Linked DNA regions of Homo sapiens: region 2 is linked to region 1. The links are chromatin loops, found by intact Hi-C in ENCODE. Cell type or tissue: K562. All regions are shown on one strand. Each heading gives the region's core, and the rest is flanking DNA. Links, peaks and the distances in the headings are about the cores only.

Region 1 (8,249 bases), core at 250-8,249:
CTTGAACTCCTGGCCTCAAGCAATCCTCCTGCGTCGGCCTCCCAAAGCAGTTGTTTTTAAATATAGTCAATGCCTATAGAAGAAGTAGCTCCCAGGATGTTGTATAATCAGACATTATACATGGGGTGTCAGTCAGCTCAAGTAGCTCAGAGATGATCTCTGGTAAAATACATTCCAGAGTTATCAATTTGGCACACATTTTGTGCCATCAACTGAAATTTGTAGTTAATAAACACATGGTTAAAAACAGAGGCATAATGTTCCCAAAAGTGTATTTAAAGACTCTCTGCTCTACTACTCCAAATTAATACTTCCACTGGTCCAGTTCTAGCAGCAGTGAAATGCAGATTGGGTCAAAGATGGTGAAGGTTTATGGAGATTAACTCAATAATTTTTGAAAATTTGCTATTTGATAATTCTGAATTGATCTGTAGATGATCTTGTCTCCAAAACTCCATACTACTAAAACAAACAAAAAAGGAAGTAAAGACAATTTTTAAAAGTACAGTGATTTTTGCCTCTCACAAGTGTATGTTCTGTTTTATACTGTGTTTCTAGTTATGGTGCCTAATGAAATGCTGGTTGAAATTGTGACAGGCCAGGTCTCACTAATGCAGGCCTCCATAACAACTGTTTCAGTACTGACTGAGTGGTTAAGTTAAATATTAAAAGTCAGTACCCTTATATAAAGGCTGGAATGTAACAAATGCCCACCAAGAGTTTTGCTTAGGCCTTTCCTGGGCCTTAAAACATGACAAAATAACAAAGGAACTCTTAACAGAACCTATTCAGGATTAAACAAGTTTTACTGTGGGTCTGAAGCAACTCCCCAGGCCTCCACAAACAAGTTTATTGGAGGTCTGTGGGAACTCCCCAAACCTCCATGATTTAGCAGGAGACAAGATAAGGGTAATCACCCCAGCACCTGGACCCATTTACATGAAGTAAATTTACTGAGGCTCCAGAGGAAGGTCTTCAGGACTTAGGCCTTAGTTACGGATTAAAAGAAGTTATTCACTTACAACATTAGATGAATGCACACTTACATGTAGACATATAGCTTAGAAGGTATATAAGCTCTGAAAAACTTTGTAATTTTGAGTTGGTCTGGTGATCCAGGCCTTCTCCCTGTGACTGGTTACAGAAATAAAAACTCTGTTTCTCCCCAATTCATCTGCATCTTGTTATTGGCGCGCAAGGGATAGCTGCCCGACCCTCAGTTTGGACCAGGAACAAAATGTCAAAGTTGATTAAAACTTTTCACAGTACATATTTGGTCTTTTACTAGTCAGATAAACAGTGAAAAGCTCATGTTTTTCATAATATTGCTGCTAGAATCATTTTTCTAAGTTTCATTTTTATCACCTTTTTATCTCTAGTCAGGATAGGAAATTAATGCATATTGGAATTGAATTTGTTTGGGGAATTCGTTTTGTTTAATTTGTTTTAAAATACTAACTGCAATCCAGTATTGAAAGGAGATATAGCTCAAACTTCTTAATAGCCATATCCAGGGAGACTTCCATAGTGAAAATGTGAGCCGAAAGTAGATATTGATGATATTCAAGAAAATAATTTCAGTAAATTTGGAATGAGCCAAAATTATGTATGAAAACTCAACTTGAAATTAGAATTCAAAGCAAGATCCCCATGAATAGAGGATGTTGCAGCTTGCTGCTAGGTGGCAGACAGAGGGAAGAATAAATGAGCTCCAGCTTTTGAGAAATTTAATTAAAAATTATATCAAATCTGGGATTCTCCTGAAAGAATTTGTACTTACTTTAATAAAGGTTGTTTCTCATGGAGAAGCAATTTTAATTTTAGACCAGTGTTGCAATTCTGTGCTAAAAATGGCCTTTCTATGAGATCTTGTTCATTTTTGCAAACACAATATATCCTCCCTACCCTCAGGACCTTCCTTTAGCACCCAGACGGAAGAGCATTTGCCAAAATAATGATAGGAATGCTCTGAAGACAACAGCTCTTCTCTAAACTTTATTACTATAAGTACATACGACAAAAATCCAGACCACAGGCAATACTGAGGTAAGAGGTAAATCACATCTGCTGCTCAGGTAAAAAATTTTCATTTCAAATTTTTAAATTCCAAGAGAGAACCAGAGAAGATCAGTGACTTTCAGGGGTTAAGGGCTGTGGGAGGGTGAGCTACAAAGGAACAGCAAGAGGGAGTTTGTATGGAGAGACAGCACCATTCTGCATTCTGAAAATAATGGTGGTGAGGGACTAATTGGCTAAGTTGGCTGGACTTCCTGGGTCAATAGGGACTTCCCTAAGGGGACTTGCCCCTAAGCCAAAATGAGTCATAGCTGCAAGCTAAGGTATTGAAACTTCAACCAATCATATAGGGAGTTTAAGCTCTAGCTGCAGCCTGATGTTTTTAACTAATCAGGCCCGCCAATCCACAAGTGGATAAAAAATAAGCTAATTCTACAGGACTAAAAAAGGAAAAAAGGAGGGATCATAAGGAGATATAAGCATAAGACACCCAAGCCAGAAACGGCAAGCCTTCCAGGTCCGCTTCCACCACGTGGAAGCTTTACTTTCCCTTTCACTTTAATAAATCTTGCCGCCGCACACTCTTTGGATCCACGTGTTTCTCTCATTGAGCTGTAACACTCGCCGCTGCAGTCCATGGCTTCATTTCTTGAAGCCCCTGAGACCACGAAACATTGGATCAAGAAAAGACTTTCGATTGGGAGAAGACTTCTCATCTCAGTGGCATTTGTCAAAACTCCTAGAACTGTACACTAAAAAGAATGGATTTTACTGTATGTAAATTTTTAAAAATAAAAAAATGAACATTGTCAACTTGGAAACTTTGAACAAGTGTGTCAGTTTCGCTTTAGATTAGACATGCTTATCAGTAGACTTGACGTTTAACCTGTCCCCTCCACCTCCCTAATTCCTTCTTCCCACCTCTCCTCAGTTTCCCACTTCCTTAAATTTTGCTGGGATTTCCTGACTTCTCTTCCTTTGCACACACACCAAACAAACAAACAAAACAAACAGAAAAACACCAACTTTGAGAACCAAGGCCTCAGATTAATTATGGTGATTAAAGAATTCAGACCTGAGAAGGAATGTTCCAAAAGTCAGGAGAATGTGCTGATAGAAAAGGATCATAGGGAAAGTGTGTGTGGGTGGGAGAGGGGCATGCTTTCACTCTTTTATTTTTATTTTTTGCAAGAACCCTGTGGGTCTAAAGAGAGAGAAGAAGAGAAGGATATTATAATAATCATACCTTATATTTGTAAACTGTGTTATAGTTTATAGTCATCTTCAATTAACTTCTTTAATACTCCATCAACCTGCATTGCCCGCATTTTCCAGATGAAGAGACCATGGCCCAGAACAGTGAATTGCCACTGGTCGCAGGACTAGGATGTGGAAGTTTGACTTGAGGTATGAATCATGCTTTTCACCATGGGTAACCTCTGAGCTAAGAGTTTCTGAAAGAAATGTGTAGGTGGCAGGGTCGAATTTCCAAGCAGCAGAAGGCATTAAGAAAGGCATCAAGAGATAACATCTCACTCCTGCAAGAATGTTTTTTAACTTAAAAAGTTAAAAAACAACAGACATTGGTGTGGATGTGGTGGAAAAGGAATGCTAACACACTGCTGGTGGGAATGTAATTTAGTACAACCTCTATGGAAAAAAGTATGGAGATTTCTTAAAGAACTAAAAGTAGGCCTACCATTTGATCCAGCAATCCCACTACTGGGTATCTGCTTAAAGGAAAAGAAATCATTATAGCAAAAACACACCTGCACACATATGTTTATTAAGCACAATTCACAATTGCAAAGATATGGAACCAACCTAAGTGCCTATCTCCCAATGATTGGATAAAGAAAATATGGTATATATACACCATGGAATACTACTCAGCCATAAAAAAGAACAAAGTAATGTCTTTTGCAGCAACTTGAATGGAGCTGGAGGTCATTATCCTAAGTGAAGTAACTCAGGAATGGAAAACCAAATACTACATGTTCTCACTTATAAGTGGGAGCTAAGCTATAGGTACACAAAGGCATGCAGTAGGATAATGGACATTGGAGACTCAGAAGTGGAAGGGTGGGAGGAGGGCGAGAAATTGAAAAACTACATATTGGGTACAGTGTACACTACTCGGGTGACAGATGCACTGCAATTTCAGACTTCACCACTATACAATCATCCATGTAACCAAAACCCACTTGTATCCCAAAAGCTATTGAAATTTTAAAAACATTTAAAAAATAAACACATCAAGAAATTTTAGGCCAGGTGCAGTGGCTCATGCCTGTAATCCCAGCACTTTGGGAGGCTGAGGCGGGTGGATCACTTGTGGTCAGGAGTTGAAGACCAGCCTGGCCAATATGGTGAAACCGCATCTCTACTGAAAATAAAAAAATTAGCCAGGTGTGATGGCACACACCTGTAATCCCAGCTACTCGTGAGGCTGAGGCAGGAGAATTGCTTGAACCCAGGAGGTGGGGGTTGCAGTGAGCCGAGATCGCTCGACTGCACTCCAGACTGGGCAACAGAGCAAGGCTCTGTCTCAAAAAAAAAAAAAAAAAAAAAAAAAAAGCCTGTTGCTCTTGGGGAATGATAAGAAGTTATAGATGATGGAATGTTGGCTGTGAGAGGAAACATTTATTCTCAGAATCAAAGTCAATAGCCACTATGTATCTATGTCACCATATTGCTTCAGAAAAATACAATTCTTTAAGTTATTCCTTGAAATATTTCAGGCTGCTCATTTTTCCTGTCTTTCTCCCGGTGACTCTGTCCACCTATTACTTCCTCTTTTCTTAGCTACTGTGCTTGCCATGTCCTCTATTACTCAGTAACGCGGGGGAGAGATATGGATGGGCTCAAAGCACCAAGGCCCAGTAGAGCACAAGACATGAAGCAGAGTTTTCCTCACCACACCTATTCCAGGTGCTGTTTCAGGCTTCTGTTCGGCAAGCAGCTACCAGGTCCACTTCTCCAGGCCTCCCCATGATGCTGTGAGTGAAGCAAAACCACTCAGAGGATTCAAATAAATACCTTCTCTGCCTAGGTGGGCTAGCATCTGTTTCTATTGCTTATAAAGAGGGATCCTGAATACTGCAAGTGTTTTTAAACAATTTTTTTCTGACCGTATTTCTTGGAACCTTTCCATTCTGCGGTCTCTCAGGAGCCATGTGGAGAGGGTAGAGTCAACCCAAGCCAGCAGCTCCCTGGGTTCTCCTGCAACCAGAGCAGATCAACTTAGTTTTCTTATGAAAAAGGATTTCTGCTGCACCAAAAAAAAAAAAAAAAGTTTGGAAACTACATGTGGGTGGCAGGAAAGAAGTTATTTTATCTTTACTAAGTTTCTTGAATTTTTCTAGACTTCCTCTGGATACCAAGACAGAACCTGCCAGCCCCAAGTCCTCCAGGTTCCCATGGAATATCTAGTAGTAAAGAGTCCTAGCAGTTGCCTGCTATCTCCTCAGCAGCCAAAGCTGGTCCTGCTTCCATTTGTTACCTGGATCCTGGAGACCCAGTGAAGATCTGATTTATGCCACTTCTTAGTCATCTCATCTTGGACAAATACCTTACTTCTGCTGAACTTAAATCCTTCTCTCTGTAAAATAGAACATGAGTAACACTCTTCTGTCAACCTCATATGACACCTGTGAGGCTCAAATGATCTAATAAGTATCACCTTGTGCCTTTATAAATTATTCTGTACATACAAGATGAAACTATTATAGCTATTACAGTCAGCATAAAATCTTAAATCAGTTGGTGAGCTTGTTTCCTGGATGTGAATGAATTAAGCTAGTCTATTCTATGTAAAAACAGCTAGCTCTTGTCACAGGAGGATGCATTGTTTTATACCACAGCTCTGTGGTTAAATTCTGATATGACACTGACATTTTATTTTATTTTATTTTATTTTCTTAGACATGGGGTCTCTCAATGTTGCCCAGGCTAGTCTTGAACTCGTCGCCTCCCACCATACTTCCACCTCAGCCTCCCACAGCTCTGGGATTACAGGCATGAGCTACTGTACCTGGCTGAAATTTTATAATGTGTAATCTTTAAACCTCAAGGGCCTATAGGCTTTGTCATAAAAAAAAAAATCAAAAGAAAATTTTAACAGTGGCCACGATGGTTGCAGTCAGGCACATGGGTAATAAAACCTAGGCCTATAAACTAAATTTGACCTCTTACCTGCGTAACTGCAGTTTGTTAAGTATTTCACCGACAGGTACAGGTTATAAACGTGTATCAGAGGTAGAACAAAGACAAGATGGAATCACTCACCCTGTACCAGATCCTCAGATGCCTAACCTTAGTCCCTACCCGCTCAACTGCATGTACACTTTATGCATATATATCACCTATGGATAGTGTCACTGAGCACCAGTCAGAATCATAGGAATGTAACTGCTGCTTCATGGCCCTGCTTCTCCCACCTTCTGTACCACATGCATCCTTCTATTAGGAAATTATATACTGTGCCTCATGGAACCTACTTTGGAGACTCATTCTCAGTCTGCACTGAGTCTGTGTTTCCAGGCTTAAGACCCCAAACTTGGCTCAAAATAAACCTAACCATAATTTCTCTAAGTTTTAGTGCCTGTTATTTCACTTTTCAGTTGATAGCTTTAAATGACTTATTGGTGTTAAAAAATATAAGGGCTAAAACCCTTATATTTTCATTTCTATAAATTTGTATATTTATAATTATATACAAATATCAATTATATGCCATTTCAATGATTGGTATTTTAAATACATATTTTGATAGATTTGAATAATATTTACATATTTTATTATTTTTTGTGTAGTGATTATTTTACTACAAATTTGTAAATTTATAATTTCTACAAATTTTACTAGTTACTTTCAATGTACAACACTATGTGATTCTATGTTTATGTAAAGGTGGATTGGTCTAGGCAGTATGAGTTTTGGTTATGAGCCTGAAGAGCTTGAAAACTACTTGACTACAAAGCAATTGTTAACAACTTCACAGCAACTTTACAAGAACAAAGTAGTTGCTAAGAAGCCATTGCAAGTATTTGAGAAAATTCATGTGATAAAAACAATGTGTTAGTAAGAAGCAGATTAATTGGATTAAAAAATAAGTGATTAGAAAGGTAAATAATACATGAACTTGAGAAACTGAAAGAATGGCATTGCCCATAGAAAAGTAGGATCCAGCTGGAGATGTTCATGAAATTTTAGAACATGAAAAACTTTTCCAATATGGCCAGGATGAAAAGAGGAAGGAGTACAGAATATTCTTGTCCTGTAACTTGTATCCACTTTTAACGACCACTGCCACCTGGTGGCTTGTGACCCTGTTTCCACTGAAGGAAGAAACCCTGTTTATTCTTGATTTTGCATACCTAAGCAGGGATAAAACAGGATAAAAAGAACACTGGCCTGGAACACCAGGGATCTAAGTTCCTGGAGCACAGGGGTTAAAGACCATAGTATGTCTTGTTCGTTGAGATCGTTTAACTACAAATACCTATACTTCAACGATTTCTTATGAAATTTGCAGCCAAATCTGGAATCCAGAAAGAATTCTGACATGAATTAAAATCTTCAAATCCCATCATGTATGTTGAATTACTCCTTTTTTTTTTTTTTCAACAAGCCTCATGTCTCCCATCCTGTTAGACCTTGGTAATGTAAGCCCATATCTCTCTCCTGAGTTACTGAGTAATAGAAGACATGGCAAGCACAATAGCTAAGGAAAGAGGAAGTGATAGGTGGACAGTCACAGTGAGAAACCCAGGAAAAATGAGCAGCCTGCAATATTTCAAGGAATAAGTTTACAGTTGTATTTTTCTGAAGCAACATTGTGAGATGAGTACCTAGCTGCTACTGATTTTGATTCTGAGAACGAAACTTCCTCTCACGACCAACATTCCCACACCTATAACTTTGTATCATTTGCCAAGAACAACCTATTTTATGACTTCTTGATGCTTTTCTGCATGCGTTCTGCTGCTTGGAAATTCTACCCTGTACACATTTATTTCAGAAACCCCTAGTTCAAAGGTTACCCCTGCTATAAAGCCTTCCAACACTCTCTCCAAGCAGAGGCAACATTTCTTCCCTCTGTTCCACAATTGATTGCATTTTGTTTTCACCTTACTGTATTCTTACTAAATCCTCATTATACTCCTGTCTAAACAACATGTACTCTCTTAGTCTGTTTGGGCCCCTGTAATAAAATACTATAAACTAGGTAT
Region 2 (8,423 bases), core at 107-8,106, 880 kb before region 1:
AGATCAGTAAAAATGCAGTACAAAAGATTTTTTTAAATGGTATACCTGCATGACCTTTATTATGGATGGAGCTTGCAGAGCTGGAAGTTCCTCTGGGTGAGTCAGTAAGTAAGTACTGAGTGAATGTAAATGCCTAGAATATTACTGTATACTACTGAGGACTTTATAAATAGTGCACACAAGTTGCACCAGGCTTACCGTTTTTAAATTTCTTTCTTCAATAACAAATTAATCTTAGTTCCCTGTAAGTTTTTTACTTTATGCACTTTTTAATTGTTTTATCTTTTTGATTCTTTTGAAGTAATGCTCACATCAAGTAGAAGAGAAAATTATGCAATCAACAAATGTAGTAAACACAAGATGTATGGGCTTCTGCTGGTGTAACCGGGCATACTGCTCTACAGTAAACATTTTTTATAGGTAGAAGGAGTACATTGTAAAATAACAATTAAAAGTATAGTATAATAAATATGTAAAACAGTAGCACAGTCATTCATTGTCATTATCAAGTAGTATGTACTGTACATAATTGCATGTACTATAATTTTATATGAGTGGCAATGCAGTAGGTTTGTTTACACCAGCATCACCACAAACACGTGAGCAATCACCACCAACATGTGAGTAATGCATTGCTTCATATATGCAATAGAAATTTTTCAGCTTCATTATAACCCTATGGGACCACTGTTGTATGTGGTCCATCAATGACTAAAACACTGTGGAACAGCATGTAACTGTACTTAATAAACAAGGGAAAATAACAAACCTAAACTCAATCTCTAGATCTCTAACGAACATAAAAGTGGGAAATGTGTATTTACCCAAATATGTTGAACAAAAACCACGGATATAGACTGCATGCTTCCTTCAACCAGAGTTCAAGAAGAGAGGGTAAATTAATAGAAAGTAAGTAGGCTTTGGAGTTAAAACAAAATAATAATGATAATTAAATTTGAATTCCACATCTAATCCTTAATGATTATGTGTTATGGGGCAAGAAACATAACTAAACTGTCTTCATTTTCTGTCATTCTTAAAAGGAGTATAATAATGCCCATGTTATGCAGTTGTAGTAAAGATTATAGGAACTTACACATTTAAAAGTCTTAGTACAAAGCCTGGCACATAAAACAGCCTAGGGCTGTTTCTATCTAACTAAATCTAGAAATCAAGGTTCAGAGTACCTTCTCCCTTGCGCATTGCACACCCCTGACACATCCCATACACTGCACTTATATGATCCACTGCAGTGAGTTTCATTGGCATTAAAATTTTTCCTGCTAGTGATTCATTATGACATCCATATTATAGCTCATTTTGCATTAATCATAATTTAAAGAAGGTTTTTTTCTTTTACCTAATGTCAGATATGCTTTTTATCTCACATCAACGGACTGTTCTAGGCCTAAGTTCCTCCCATCTAATGTTCCTTGAACTAGGCCAACCTGTCTGTGTTCTTGGCCAGGCATTTGCTATCTTGATCATATCAGACTTGGATAATAACAGGATTTTCAGTAGCAGAGTTTCCAGGAACAAGCACCTCAAACAATGCTTATAAAAGCCCAACTGTCTATTACAGGAGTAAGTAAAGCAGTTCAATTTGATAGTTGTCTTTGGTTGTCCACTGAGCAGGAAAAACATAAACGTACAGGTCCTAATGAGGGAATTGCTAGCCCTTGCTACAATATTGGAAAAGAAGACAGCAATGGGAGACCACACTCCAATAATCTAAACTGCATTGGAGAAACAACTATCTGGTAAACTAAGATTTAGTAAACAATGACCTTGTAACATTTTTTACAAATGGGATTATTTCATTCCTCAGAAAAGCAAAACAAAACAAAACCAAAATGAGTGAACACGCACAAACGCTATGAAACACTATTCTGCTCTGCCTGCACTCTTAGTTCTTTTTCTTCTCTTAGGCAATGTTTTCAGTGCAAATTCACAAAATCATAGCCTAACCACTTCTTAACTTCAGACTTTAACGTGGTCCTAGCTATCTGGTGTTCTTTAAGCTTTGGAAACTTAGAGAATAGCACCACATCAATAGGCTCAAGTGTGTTACCTGTAGGGGACTTGACAGGTCAAAAAGCGATGGCTGTATAAGTAGAAAAGTTTATTTAGAGAGCAACTTCATTTTGTTTTTCCTGCCAGAGAGTCAGAAAGCAACCCAACCAGCTCACTTCAGTAAAACCTGAAAATCAAATGGGAAACCAGACAAATACAAGAATGCACTTTTAAACAGTCTGAGAGTTTCTGGACCTATTTTACATGAGGTTTCAAATGCCCACACCATGCTATTCAGAAGCAAAGGTAAACATTGCTCTACAACCACAATTGATGTCCTCTCAGTTCTCCAGTGGCAGTGCTTGCAGAAGCTGAGTGAGAGTGACACACAGACTCAGCCTGATCATCAGCCTTGAAGCAGTGACCTGGGCATGTCCCCAGCAGAGGGCCCCCTGCCCTAACTAATAAGACCGGGCTCCAGTAGCGGGATGAAGCATTAGCAGGTTATCACACTGAAAATGATGGGTAATTGCACTGGTTTTAACATATGGAATTGTGTCTTTTCAGTGAAAAGTGGATTTTCAGAGGGACTCTGAATGCTGCTTCAAATGACATCACTTCTTTTTTTCTTTTTCTTTTTCTTTTTTTTTTTTTTTTTTTGAGACAGAGTTTTGCTGTTGTGCCCAGGCTGGAGTGCAATGGTGAGATCTCGGCTCACTGCAACCTCTGCCTCCTGGGTTCAAGCTATTCTCCTACCTCAGCCTCCAGAGTAGCTGAGATTACAGGCGCACCACCACGCCCGGCTAATGTTTTCTATTTTTAGTAGAGACGGGGTTTCACCATGTTGGCTAGACCGGCCTCGAACTCCTGACCTCAGGTGATCCACCCGCCTCGGCCTCGACATCACTCCTTAAATGGCAAAGATTCCTTATGATGGATGGATGGACCCAGTGGCACCTTAGACAAGTGAAGGTGCACATAGTTCTTAGTGGAATCTGACAGCAACCTAACGCTGATTTGTCAACTGAGGCTGAGATATTATGGTATTGATCAGAGGGAATAGTGTCTGCTTAATGACATTGAAAACCAAATTACTTGGAGAATGGGATGCTTTAGTTCTTTGGACTTTTGTTTATCTGAGAAACCCTGATACTTCAACCCTTATGATCAGAATTCTTTGAACTTGAAAGAGCCCACTTTCCATCTGGGCTCCATTAGGAGTATGCTGAATATAACTAAATTAGACAATTTGGATTTGGCACAGATACTCGAATTGTCAGTAGTTGTGGATGAGGAAGTTACGAGGGATTGAAGCTGAGAAATACTGACCCCAGGACATACACCAAAAGGCCATTAATTCATTAAGCAAATAATTATTGAATATCTCTTCTCTGCCAGACATGGAGAACAGATATGTTTGAGGAGAGAAGGGGAGGAATTGACTAAATATTACACAAATAAATATTTAATCACGGACAGCTGTGTTCAATGTTATAAAGGCAGAGAGCAACAAGTGAAGTAAAGCAGGGAGCTTGGCGTCTGCCAGCAGTTGGAGAAGGCTTCCTTGGGGAGCTGACATTTAACCTAAAGCCAAGGAAGAGAAATAGCAGTTACAATTACTTTTATAGCAAGATTTCTGAATGTTTAACTTTTTATAATTTGATACCATTTCAAATATATTTAAAAATTGAAATTCTGGCTACATTGCTTTTCAGTTATTTGAGGTTTGAGCCTAAAAACACAAGGATCCCCAAAATGCTTAACACTTTTGGCGTTTTGGATTTGGAAAATATTTTTAAGTCCTTTGTTCTGAAATCTCTGTAGATTCAAGAGATAAAATAAATCTTGATTTATAGCAAGCACAGTCTTTTTGGAGCCATTCTTGGGGATTACAAATGCCATTTTATCTCAGAAGTTCCCTTTTCCTGTGATCTTTGTCTATGGAATCCTGGGAGAATTGTTCCCTATTGCCTTTCTTAGTTATAAATTGGCTTTAGCCAAGAAGAAAATTGCACATCTTCAGGAGATAATGCTCAACCCCTGTCTGATTCGATACTACAGCAGGTATTTGATTTCAATCCAAAATTTTTAACAGCAAGTATAGTAAATGTTGAAAAGAAAATGAAAACATAGCATAACTTCATTACTTTTATTTACAGTCATTTTGGTTTTGAAATAATCTTCTCTGGCTTCCTTCTTCAGTGTACAAGCATCTATCATGTTTTGAGTTTTTTTCTGTTTGTCTAGGTCTCTTAAATTCTACTTAAAAGTATTTTCTAGTAACTACACAGGAAAAGCATCTTCTCTAGAATTCCAGAAGATGGCAGCATAGAGCTACTGTTCCAGTCAACATGCCGCTTCATTTCTGATGAGCATAGTGAACAGTGATAAAGAGTGGTGAGTCCCTGATACAGGAGTTGAGCTGGGTGTGTAAGCCAAGTCCAACCCAAGTGATAAATACATCTCTAAACATTCCTGTGCATCTGCCAATGGGCGCTGAGAGTGAAAACTATAATATTACAAATAGCAAATAAAAGGAAAACATACTTCTTTCATGCTGGCTGGTTCATTTGGAAAGCTGTAAACGCTGGAAACTTACAAATTCGAATACTCTTTACTGGTTAGTAGGGGAAAGAAACTAGATTTAAATAAACTAAATCTGGGGGAAGTGCTTGGGGGAAGAGCTTAGGCTTAAACACTTCCCACAGATCAATTTGTTACCAGTAGCGATATTAAACATACCTAACAGATGGTAGGATGCAGGGCTTCCAGCCATCACAAAGTTGGCTGACCAGTCAGCACAGGAGACAGAGCTTCACCCCCTTACCACACTTTGGGGGTGGAATCTCATCAATTTTCCTTGAAGTAGCAAGAGCCCTGGAGTCTCATTGCTAGGAGGTCTGGAGGCCACTTCCTTCCCCTTCTCTGATGCCGTCTTTTTTGGCCCTCAATTTTCTCGCTTGTAAAATAGCAATAATAGGCCCTTCTCAGCTTCCTTTATAGGGCTGTGGTGGGGATCAAAGGAAGATAAGAACATCTCACCAGGTATCAAGTGATTAGCTGAGGCAGCAGAACTTGGTGACCTGACGGTGGGTTTTGCAGCCACCAAAGAGGGCTTGAATCCACTCCACACCATTAACTGTTTAACTTTGTACAAATTGCTCAAGCTCGCTAAGCCTTGATTACTGCACTGTCACATAGTTCTGATGATAAGAATTAACTTATAAGACTAGAAGATATTTAGTCTGCTTTCTCTCCTCAACAAATTTTAGCTGTTATTTATTAAGAAACATTTTGTTCATGAATTGTTTTTCAAATTTAATTTTCTATCTTATCCAGCAGACATGGAAAATCTATATTTAGCTGAATGGTTCTCTACTGTCACTTACCAGGAGAGGAAAGGTTCTGGAAACATGCATACATATAGGGAGTCAGGAAGAGAGACCAGACGGGGGAGTTTAGGGCTCAGATCAGACAGGTAGAGACTAGCTAGAGGCCCAGGAGAGCAGGAAGGGAGCAGGCATATGGCCAGTATGGAGAGGGCTCAGCTGGGCTGCAAGAGAAAATGAGAAGCTCACCACTTGTCAGAGATCCAAAGTTAGACTCTTAGCACCCATGTCTGGGAATGCAATGGCAATCTGAACAGAAGATGAAAAGTCCTGAAAAAAAAAAAAAACGGATCTATAGTGTTTAAGGCTCAGCAAGGAACAAATAATATTTTTAAATGTCCTAGATGGGCCAGGTGCAGTGGCTCATGCCTGCAATCCTAGCACTTTGGGAAGTGGAGGCAGGGGAGTGGCTTCAGCCCAGGAGTTCAAGATCAGCCTGGGCAACAATAGCAAGATCCCATTTCTACAATCAATCAATCAATAAAATTCTTAGGGAAAGGAAAGTAAAACCAGAAGTTTTCTTGGTGAATGCAGTAAAATGGAGCTAGAAAGGGGTCTGAAGATGGTCCAGGGTCTGCAGGCACTCCCAGGCCCCAGCACTGCCCTTTCCTGAGGGACAGTTGACCTCAGCAGCGTTCTTGTATGGGCCAGCAAGTGCACGGGAAGGCTGGAGGGAGGAAGGCTTTCCCCTTGCTTGCACCGCCACGGCAGTTGGTTAATAAAGCTCACCATACTAGAGGAGCTTTATAACAAACAGCTTGTTGTTCCTGTCCATCTTTTTCTCTGATGCTGTCAAACACTGTTTCCTACCTTTGGTCTCTGGTAAATGGTTGCTAACAATTTGGGAGTACTTATGAAACACTTTCCATAAGTGTTTAACCCTCACAACAACTCTATAGAGATTTATCAACCCCATTTCGTTCACAAAGAAAATGAGATACAGATCATCTAAATAACTTGCCCAATGCATGATATTTAGTAAATAGTGAACGAAGATGTGAACCCACAGAAAGACTGGTTCGGGAGCCCATGTTTCTAACTACACCAAGATGCAGGCAACAGCAAAGCTGCCCTATGGATAAGTGAAGTGGAAAGTGGGAATGGAAATGAAATAAGCGCTTTAAAATCCCTACTTCCACTCCCATCAACAGTCTACTGTACATTATTCCCTGAAAATAGCAATGCTATTAATCCTATCCTTGGATTAAATAAATTAACAAACAAGATTATTCATCACATTAAAAACCTAAATGTTGGTATACATGCTGTTCATTCAAAGTAAACATGTCTAGTATATGGAATCGTTCTTTTCCTCGTGACCTTTTGTTTAATTATATTGCAGAATGACCAAAAGATAGGAGTACAATAGTGATTCTCTATGTTAATCATTTTGTACAACACACTCTTAAACAACCATGAATATGGTTTTACATCTTTGTTTTTTCCAATTTTTTTCTAATTAAATTTATTAAACTTTAATTTTTCCTGTTAACTCTATTTGATTGGCAACCTCTGAGTTTCCTGTACCTGGATGTTATTGTCTTTTCCCAGATTTGGGAAATTTTTAGCCATTATTTCTTTAAGCTTACTAGTTTTTTTCTCTCTCTTTTTCAGAAAATTTTATTATATGAAGGTTTCTTATTAACTAGTTCAGTTATTATAGTCTATAACTAGTTCAGTTATTATAGTCTGTTTCTGGGCTTTCTTTATTTAATGTTTCTTTTTTTGTCAAACTTCTCATTTTGTTCATGAATTGTTTTTCAAATTTAATCTTCTATCTATATTTGTAATTTCCCAGGAGTTTTAAAGGGGATTATTCTGAATTCTTTGCCAGTCATTTTATAATTCTCCTTTTTGTCTAGGTTTATTACTTGAGTTTTATTCATTGTGCTATTGTTTTGGAGTTTTGGGGGGTAGGGTTATATTTCCCTGATTCTTCATATTCTTTGTATCCTTGCATTGATGCTTGCAGATTTGAAGGCCAACTCTTCCAGCCTTTGTATGTGCTCTTTGGTGGTGTTAGATTTTTTTTTTTTTTTTTTTTGAGACAGAGTTTTCGCTCTTGTTGCCCGGGCTGGAATGCAGTGGTGTGATCTCGGCTCACTGCAACCTCCACCCACTGGGCGCCTGGCTAATTTTTTTTGTATTTTAGGTAGAGACAGGGTTTCACTATATTGGCCAGGCTGGTCTTGAACTCCTGACATCAGGTGATTCGCCTACCTTGGCCTCCCAAAGTGTTGGGATTACAGGCGTGAGCCACCGCACCCAGCCTGATGGTGTTAGATCTTTACTATTTGATACTGGAATTTAATCGCTGACCTGCAGTTATTTCTCAATCTCAGGAAGGCTTAATGTGAGCCTCAGAATGTAATTACCGTACCAGAACTTAATCTCTGATCCCCATTTGCTTTCTGTTCTGGGGATAACTGTAAATACTGGAACTTCATTGCTGCACCTGAACTTAGCTGTTGACTTGCAGTTGTTTCAAGATCTGGGGAAGATTTAATGTAAGCACTAGAACTTAATTCAGGCCTGTAGTGTATGCTAGGTCTGGGAAAGTCTCTACAAAAGCACCCCAGCTATGTGGGAAAGGTGGCTAGGAACTCAGTCCTGGAAGATCTGTGGACCTGTGGACCACTGGCTGCTTTCTATGGTGTGGTGCCTCAGCAGACTGCACTGAAGAGGAGCTACCAAGATCTGTGTGCTGATGGCTGTGAGCCCCACCCCTATTCTTTGTCTCCAATTGACTCCAGGTAATTCAATCCGGCCACCACTCCGTGCTTCCCTTGAAATGAGATAGGAGTGGGCCTGCTGCAAAGGTTCCTAGATTGGCAGGGAAGCCAAATGTTCACCTTTAGTTCCCCTTTCCCACTGTAGAAACTGTGGCTCCAGGTGCATTCTTTGCGTGTGGTGCTCTGCCAGCTTGGGGAATGGGTTATCGTAGTGGAAGAGGTCTGTGCCTCCTACCATTAATCAGATGGTGGCTTTTCTCAGTTTTGTGGCCCAAGGGGGGTGTCTCTG

Evidence for each region. Hi-C counts contacts between places; a loop is a spot of excess contacts. Peaks named below come from ENCODE experiments on the same cell type or tissue, not always from the same donor. Only the 100,000 strongest peaks of a DNase experiment are listed, where the experiment ranks them.
Region 2: it touches region 1 in a loop (5-fold over the local background); 10 of 110 quality-filtered maps call a loop at or near these places.

What each region holds. Positions count from the first base shown.
Region 1 is chr2:137,947,016-137,955,264 of GRCh38, reverse strand. No RefSeq gene overlaps it. Among named protein-coding and RNA genes, the nearest start is that of HNMT, 13 kb to the left of the region's middle. In K562, for the core only: a CTCF peak has its summit at 7,332 (motif pointing left); DNase peaks (open chromatin) are centred at 4,864 and 7,334.
Region 2 is chr2:138,823,550-138,831,972 of GRCh38, reverse strand. No RefSeq gene overlaps it. Among named protein-coding and RNA genes, the nearest start is that of NXPH2, 47 kb to the right of the region's middle. In K562, for the core only: CTCF peaks have their summits at 2,466 (motif pointing right) and 4,335 (motif pointing right); DNase peaks (open chromatin) are centred at 2,452 and 4,372.